Linked DNA regions of Homo sapiens: region 2 is linked to region 1. Evidence: chromatin contacts called from ENCODE Hi-C or POLR2A ChIA-PET data. All regions are on one chromosome and are shown on one strand. Each heading gives the region's core, a stretch centred on a gene start or an enhancer-like site at or near the end of the contact. The rest is flanking DNA. Distances are from core to core; before and after follow the strand shown.

What was found. A loop is a pair of places that touch in the nucleus more often than their neighbours do. ChIA-PET counts read pairs that join two places held with the same protein, here RNA polymerase II (POLR2A). Pooled maps may share reads with other maps.
Region 2: a loop to region 1 is called in a pooled map, with 5 times the contacts of the local background. The contact joins the promoter of CLUAP1 here to the promoter of MLST8 in region 1. A Hi-C loop is called at or near these places in 1 of 50 pooled maps. POLR2A ChIA-PET finds 5 or more read pairs at or near these places in 2 of 52 experiments (B cell and activated CD4-positive, alpha-beta T cell).

The regions. Positions count from the first base shown.
Region 1 is chr16:2,203,521-2,207,043 of GRCh38, forward strand. MLST8 (MTOR associated protein MLST8) reads left to right here and starts at 1,934. Exons shown (of 9, transcript NM_022372.6): 1 at 1,934-1,992; 2 at 2,511-2,694; 3 at 2,838-2,889; 4 at 2,977-3,139; 5 at 3,515-3,523. The coding sequence starts at 2,566. RefSeq lists enhancers at 909-1,749, 2,589-3,428, 3,429-3,523 and a silencer at 1,842-2,491.
Region 2 is chr16:3,499,157-3,502,679 of GRCh38, forward strand. CLUAP1 (clusterin associated protein 1) reads left to right here and starts at 1,848. Exons shown (of 12, transcript NM_015041.3): 1 at 1,848-1,933. The coding sequence starts at 1,912. RefSeq lists enhancers at 1,533-1,582, 1,703-2,082, 2,590-3,107, 3,108-3,523.

The DNA.
Region 1 (3,523 bases), core at 684-3,183:
GGATCTTGCCCAGCTGTAATACAAGGTGGGCACTGCCCACAGAAGGGGAGCTACTCAGGGATGGGTTGTCTTGGCCCTGGAATATGGTGGACCCTGCGGGGCATTCAAGGGACAGTGTCTTAACAGGGAGCTGAGGCCATCAGAGCTGGAGACAGGGTGGAAGGGGCCCAGGACAGGGACAGCATTGGAAGCTCCAGAGCTAGCAGTCATCAGCCCCCTGGTATCTCGTGGGGTGCACAGAGTGAATGCTGAAGGGCCTGAGTCCTTGCGGGCAGGCAGGGAAAGAGACTAAATGTCGGGGACAGGAGCTAGGAGAAGGCAGCCTTTCAGGCATGGTGCCGTCAACCATGGCTCAGATGCGTCAAGAAGTGGGAGGGGGCCGGGCGCAGTGGCTCACGCCTGTAATCCCAGCACTTTGGGAGGCTGAGGGGGGCGGATCACGAGGTCACGAGATCAAGACCATCCACCATCCTGGCCAACATGGTGAAAAGTCTGTCTCTACTAAAAATAGAAAAATTAACTGGGTGTGGTGGCATGCACCTGTAATCCCAGCTACCCGGGAGGCTGAGGCAGGAGAATAGCTTGAACCCGGGAGGTGGAGATTGTGGAGAGCCGAGATCGCACCACTGCACTCCAGCCTGGCAACAAAGCGAGACTCCGTCTCAATAAAAAAAAAAAAAAAAAGAAAGAAGAAGTGGGAAGAGGCCGGGCGCAGTGGCTCACGCCTGTAATCCCAGCACTTTGGGAGGCTGAGGTAGGCGGATCACTTGAGGTCAGGAGTTTGAGACCAGCCTTGCGAACATGGTGAAATCCCGTCTCCACTAAAAATACAAAAATCAGCCAGGTGTGGTGGTGCGTGCCTGTAATCCCAGCTACTCGGGAGGCTGAGGCAGGAAAATCGCTTGAACCTGGGAGGCAGAGGTTTTGCAGTGAGTCGAGATTGCACCACTGCACTCCAGCCTGGGCGAGAAAGCGAGACTCTGTCTCGAGAGAAAAAAAAAAAAAAGGTGGGAAGAAGGAAAAGTATCCACTGGATTTAGCAAAGTGAGATTGTCAGTGACCTTGAGGAATTTCCACTGGAGAGCTAGAGAGCTGGGGGTAAAAGGCAGATGACTGGGGTTGCGGAATGAGTGGGAGGTGAGGACGTGGAACTAGAAAAATGGTGAGGACCGCTCTTTGAAGAAGATAATTTGGGATTGTTTTATGGTGTTTTTTTAAAGGCTAACCGGCAGGAAGGAGAGGAGGTGAAGGTATAGGAAGGAAGGCTCCATGGGAACTATGGCCTGGTCAAGGGACAAGATGCACCCCCTCTGCGGCCAGAGGAAGGGGTGCAGCCAGGTCTGTAAGAGCAGCAGGAAAAAACCATGCGACAGCCTGTCTCAAGGGTGAGGGCACCGGCGTGGAGCTCACAGAGCTGGAATGAGGGCCTGTGGTTTTGAGGGGGACCCTGGGCTCAGTGGGATGTCCTGAGGGTCAGGCTGGGGCTGGGGTGCCAGATCTAGCAAGTAAAACTACAGGATACCCAATAAAATTTTTTTAGCATAAGTATTTCCCATGCAATGTCCTGGATATACTTACACTAAAAAAAAAATTATTCGTTACTTGTCTGAATTCAAGTCCTGTAATTTTCAGCCAATCCTAGCCCAGCGTGGCGCAGTAGTGGGTCAGGGAGGGCACCGGAACAGCGCGACCCGACAGCCCGGGAAACGGACAGCCGTGTCAGAAGGGCAGGTGCCAGTGGGCAGGAGGCCGGAGAGAAAGCCGCAGCTTCCTTCCACCTCGCGCCGGGCCCGCGGCCGCGCACGGGGACCGCTCCGAGTTCCTCCCGGCGGGAACCCCCCGCCCCAGAACTTTGGTCTCGTCCCACCCACCCCCGCCCGCGCCATGGTCTCGCCCTAGGGAGCCATCGATAACTCTACGCTCGGCCTCGATCGACTCGCTCCGGCTCCCCTCGCCGTCCTGGACACGGCGGAGTGCGGAGCCGCCCGTAAGGTACGGAGGCCGCGAGCCAGGGGCCGGGAACCGGCTGCTGGGTGGCTGGGAGAGCACGGCCAGGGGAAGCCGGCCAGCAGGACGGAGCAAGGGCGGTCACCGGAGGAAAGGGGAGCTCGGGGGTCCAGCCAGACTGCGCCCTTTCCCATCAGGGCCTGCCGCTGGCCTGCTACGCATGCGCAGCCGCAGCGCTCGGCTTTCCCCGGCCCATCCGCCGCCTTGCGCACGCGCAGCCCGCCCCTGCGGCAGAGTGGCGCCCGCGCGTGACTCCCCCCTGCCGGCTGCGGAGGTGGGGGGGGGACGGCGCCCCCGCCGTGTGCGTGGGGCGGGGATGGAGCACGCGCCCTGGAGCCCCGGAGCCAGGTATCACGCGTGTGACGCGTGTCCCTGAACCTACCTGCGCTTCTTGTCCCAACTCTAAAATGGGAATGATAAGCGCCATTCGGCAGCGCCTTGTGGGTCTATAATCTACTTAGCACAGAGAGTGTCTTCTAAGTACTTCACATCCTTCTCTGCAGATGCTCTGACCTTTGACCCCTGCCGTTCAGCTCTAGGGCCCGTGCAGGCCACACCATGAACACCTCCCCAGGCACGGTGGGCAGTGACCCGGTCATCCTGGCCACTGCAGGCTACGACCACACCGTGCGCTTCTGGCAGGCCCACAGCGGCATCTGCACCCGGACGGTGCAGCACCAGGACTCCGTATCCTCCACCCGGGGCGGGCAGGGCGGCGCTGGGGGGATGCCTCGTGTGGGGACCACAGCCTGTGTGAAGGCCAGATGGTGGAGGCCTGGGGGGCCCTGGCCTCAGGGCTACCTTCCCGTCATCCTCCTTAACAGTCCCAGCAGGTGAATGCCTTGGAGGTCACACCGGACCGCAGCATGATTGCTGCTGCAGGTATCTGTGATCCTTGATCTCTAAACTCCTGAGCTCTGGTGGGTCGACCTCAGCACAGCCAAGCTTCAGTTCAGCCTGTGTCCCTAGGTTACCAGCACATCCGCATGTATGATCTCAACTCCAATAACCCTAACCCCATCATCAGCTACGACGGCGTCAACAAGAACATCGCGTCTGTGGGCTTCCACGAAGACGGCCGCTGGATGTACACGGGCGGCGAGGACTGCACAGCCAGGATCTGGGACCTCAGGTGCGGTGGGGAGGGGGCGTGCTGCCCGGGGCTGGGGTGGGCTGCTCTGGGAGACCGTTTTAGGTTGGGTTCTCTTCAAGCAGAGGCTGAGACAGGGAGCTTCCTGTGGGCGACTTACTGAGAGAAGTGAGGACAGGAGGAGAGTGAATTGCATCAGAGCGCGAGTCCTGCCTTGAGCCCGGAGCCAGCTTGTTATTCCCCTTCCACCAGCCACTGGCTTAGGCTCCCTGCTGGAGCAGAGGGCCCTGCGTCCCAAGTATTTCCCAAGAGGCAGGTCCTTCAGCAGAGGGAGGGGAGGAATGGCCAGGCCGAGGCCATCTGGGTAGGGCACCAACAAGCCCAGATGGACAGCATGTGCCCCGGCCCGGCCCGCAGGTCCCGGAA
Region 2 (3,523 bases), core at 598-3,097, 1.3 Mb after region 1:
CAACATGGCGAAACTCCGTCTCTACCCAAAATACAAAAATTAGCTGGGCGCGGTGGCGCGCGTCTGTAATCCCAGCTCCTCCGGAGGCTGAGGCAGGAAAATCGCTTGAACCCTGGAGGCGGAGGTTTCAGTGAGCCGAGATTGTGCCACTGCACTCCAGCCTGGGCAACAAGAGCAAGAGTCCATCTCAAAAAAAAAAGTTCAAGTTGATCAACATCCTTTCAAGCCCTTGGCATTGTCAAGAGTTTTTTGTTGTTTTAGCCATTTTATCTAGATTTAATTTTTAGGTTTTTAACGTGTTACCTGATATTTTAGCCAGTTTAATAACTTCATAGTGATATCTCATTGTGGTTTTAATATGCACTTCTCTAATAATAGCCTTGATCATCTCTTCATTTGCATATTAGCCATCCATATATCTTCTTTTGTGAAGTAGCTTTTAAAATGTTTTCTCCATTCTCTAATTAGACTGTTTCTCATTATTGAGTGTTGAGAGTTCTTGATACATTCTGGATACACGTCTCTTTATCAGATATGTGTTTTGTGCATATTTTCTTCTAGACTGTGGCTTATCTTTTGTTTTTCTTAATAACACGTGAAGCAACATTTATGGGAGGCCATTGTTTTGGAGCGAGCTCCTGCACAAGGTACCAACGGACCAGACCAAACCAGAATGGAATCGCTAGTGCAAGGTGCCACGTAATCAATGCGAACTTAGAGACAGGCCAGTCTGCCAAAACACAGAAGATTCACTGCAACCAACAAAAGGGGCCCTGTCCACCTAGGCTGGCATAAGGAAGCCCCCTCTGCTTTAACCCAAAGAAATGCATCTGAAATAACCTGATGCCAACCAATCGCTTTGTGCACTACGCTGTTTCCTTGTTCCTGCTCAAGCTACCTTACAAAACCCGGCTGCTGTGCCACGCCTGGCGGGGCATCTCCCCATTTCACACGTGGAGGCCGCCCCTTCCTGCCGTCTCCTCGCGCCCCCATGCAGAGGCTAGGGCTGCCGGGACCCGCGCGGCGCGAGCGGCTCAGGGCCCCTTTCCGGCCTGTTGTGCAGCCCGAGCCGTCTGCGCGTGCGCGAGACCGAGGCCTGGCCTGCCTCTGGGCGCCCACAGTGATCCCGTCCTCCGCTCGGCAACCAGATTCCGACGAGGAGCGCGCTGTGCCTCGGACGGGGGAAGGCGGGCTTCCTGAGTATAGTGCATTTTTTTTTTTTTTTTTTTTTTGAGACAGAGTCTCGCTCTGTCGCCAGGCCGAAGGGCAGTGGCGCGATCTCGGCTCACTGCAACCTCTGCCTGCCGGGTTCAAGTAATTCTTCTGCCTCAGCCTCCCGAGTAGCTGGGATTACAGGTGTGCGCCACCACGCTTGGCAAATTTTTGTATTTTTTGGTAGAGACGGGGTTTCGCCATGTTGGCCAGGCTGGTCTCGAACTCCTGACCTCAAGTGATCCGCCCGCCTCGGCATCCCAAAGTGCTGGGATTGTAGGCGTGAGCCCCCGCGCCCAGCCAAGCATCGTGCATTCTTTATAGAAATGAGGGGGAAATAAGCAATATGGAAAGCGCCTAGCGCAATATCAAGCACGTAGTAGGTACTCAGAACCTGTCACCCAGCGCGAAACGTCCGCAAAGCGTGTAAACAGACGCCCAGAAGCTGGGAAGCTTGCAGCCCTCATAGACGCCGGTATCGCCACGCCCTCTGCCCTCGGCGTCTCAGGAGCGCTCTCTGCCGGCCCGCTCTCCCCGTGCGTATGCACGTGCCGCCGCGTCTTCGCTTCGCTTTTTGTTTGTCCCTGACCGTGCGCCGTCCAAGGGTCCATTGGTTGCCATAGAGATCGTCGAGCGCTGGGCCTGTGATCGCTGAGGGGCGAGCAGTTGCGACCCTGGGCTCCTGGGGACCTGAGCGTTATGTCTTTCCGCGACCTCCGCAGTAAGGCAGCCCCGCGCCCCTGTGACCTGCGGGTCTTCCAGAGATTCAGGGCTCCCGCCCGCCGGGTCCCCTGTGTAGGCGATCCCTGAGGCTTGCGCTGCCGGAGGCTCCTTTCGGGCCTCTGCGCCTCAGGGACCGCCTGACCCGCGGCTGCAACCCGGCCGAGCGTCCCAGGCCCTTCTTCGGCCATTTCTAGCGAGGATGGAAAGTTCTCTATCTGCCACTGGCCGCGTGTGGCTCAGAACGCTTGAAATGTGGCTAGTGCAGATGAATAACTGAATTTTTAAGTGTAATTTATTTCTGTTTGTGTAGCTGCATGCCGCTCTTCGCTACCGTATTGGAAAATGCATGGAGAGTTTAGAGACTATTTTTTGAGTTGGGTTAGCTTAGCGCTTAGAAAACCGAACAGCAGGCCGGGCGCGGTGGCTCACGCCCGTAAGCCCAACACTTTGGGAGGCCGAGGCGGGCGAATCACCTGAGGTCGGGAGTTCGAGACCAGCCTGACCAACATGGAGAAACCCCGTCTCTACTAAAATTACAAAATTAGCCGGGGGTGGTGGCGGGCGCCTGTAATCCCAGCTACTCGGGAGTCTGAAGCAGGAGAATCGCTTTGGAGGTTGCGGTGAGCCGAGATCGGGCCATTGCACTCCAGCCTAGGCAACAAGAGCGAAACAACATCTCAAAAAACAAAAAACAAACCAAAAAAAAAACAACCAGCAACGAAACCGAGGAGAGGAGGCTGGGTGATAATCATTGCGGCTAACATTTTTTGAGTTTTAACGATCTGCCAGGGCCCGCTCTGTGTTATGCGCATTTCATTTTAATCATCTGAACAACTCTGTGCCCCCTGTATTTGGTAGTGAGGAAACGGGCACAGAGAGGTCAGGTAACTTGGGCAGGTGATACAGGCGGTAGGAGGTGGCACTGGGGCTTGAATTCAGGTTGCCTGAACTCCAGACATCCTGAACTCCATCTGCATCCTTTCTGCAGGGCTGGTAAGGAGAAGGGAGCTCGAATTCCTTTGCTAAGAGGGTGGGGAAGTGGAAGAACGAGGCTAAGAGTGTTGGTTACGGCTGGGCGCAGTGGGTCACGCCTGTAATCCCAGCCCTTTGGAAGACCGAGGCAGGCGGATCACTTAATTTCAGGAGTTCTAGACTAGCCTAGCTAACATGGCGAAACCCTGCCGCTGCTAAAAATTCAAAAAATTAGCCGGGCATGGTGGCGCGCGTCTGTAGTCCCAGGTACTTGGGAAGCTGAGGCAGGAGAATTGCTTGATTCCGGGAGGCAGAGGTTGCAGTGAGCCAAGATGGCACCACTGCGCTCCACCCTGGCCGACAGAGTGAGACTGTCTTTAAAAAAAAAAAAAAAAAAGGAAAGGTAGATGATGATTGCCAATTTGGTGTGATCCGAGGGGTCTCTTAAAGCCAGTTTTCTCGTCCAATTGTTGGTGCCTGAAATTTTAGCATTAGAGATTACTCCTTTTGGTTATGAATTGCTCTTTTCTACAATGTAAAAATATCTAGGAAGACGCATTACCTTTTATCCATGCAGCCACTGAGCACCAGAGTGTGAATCCTGCCCTCTGGGGTT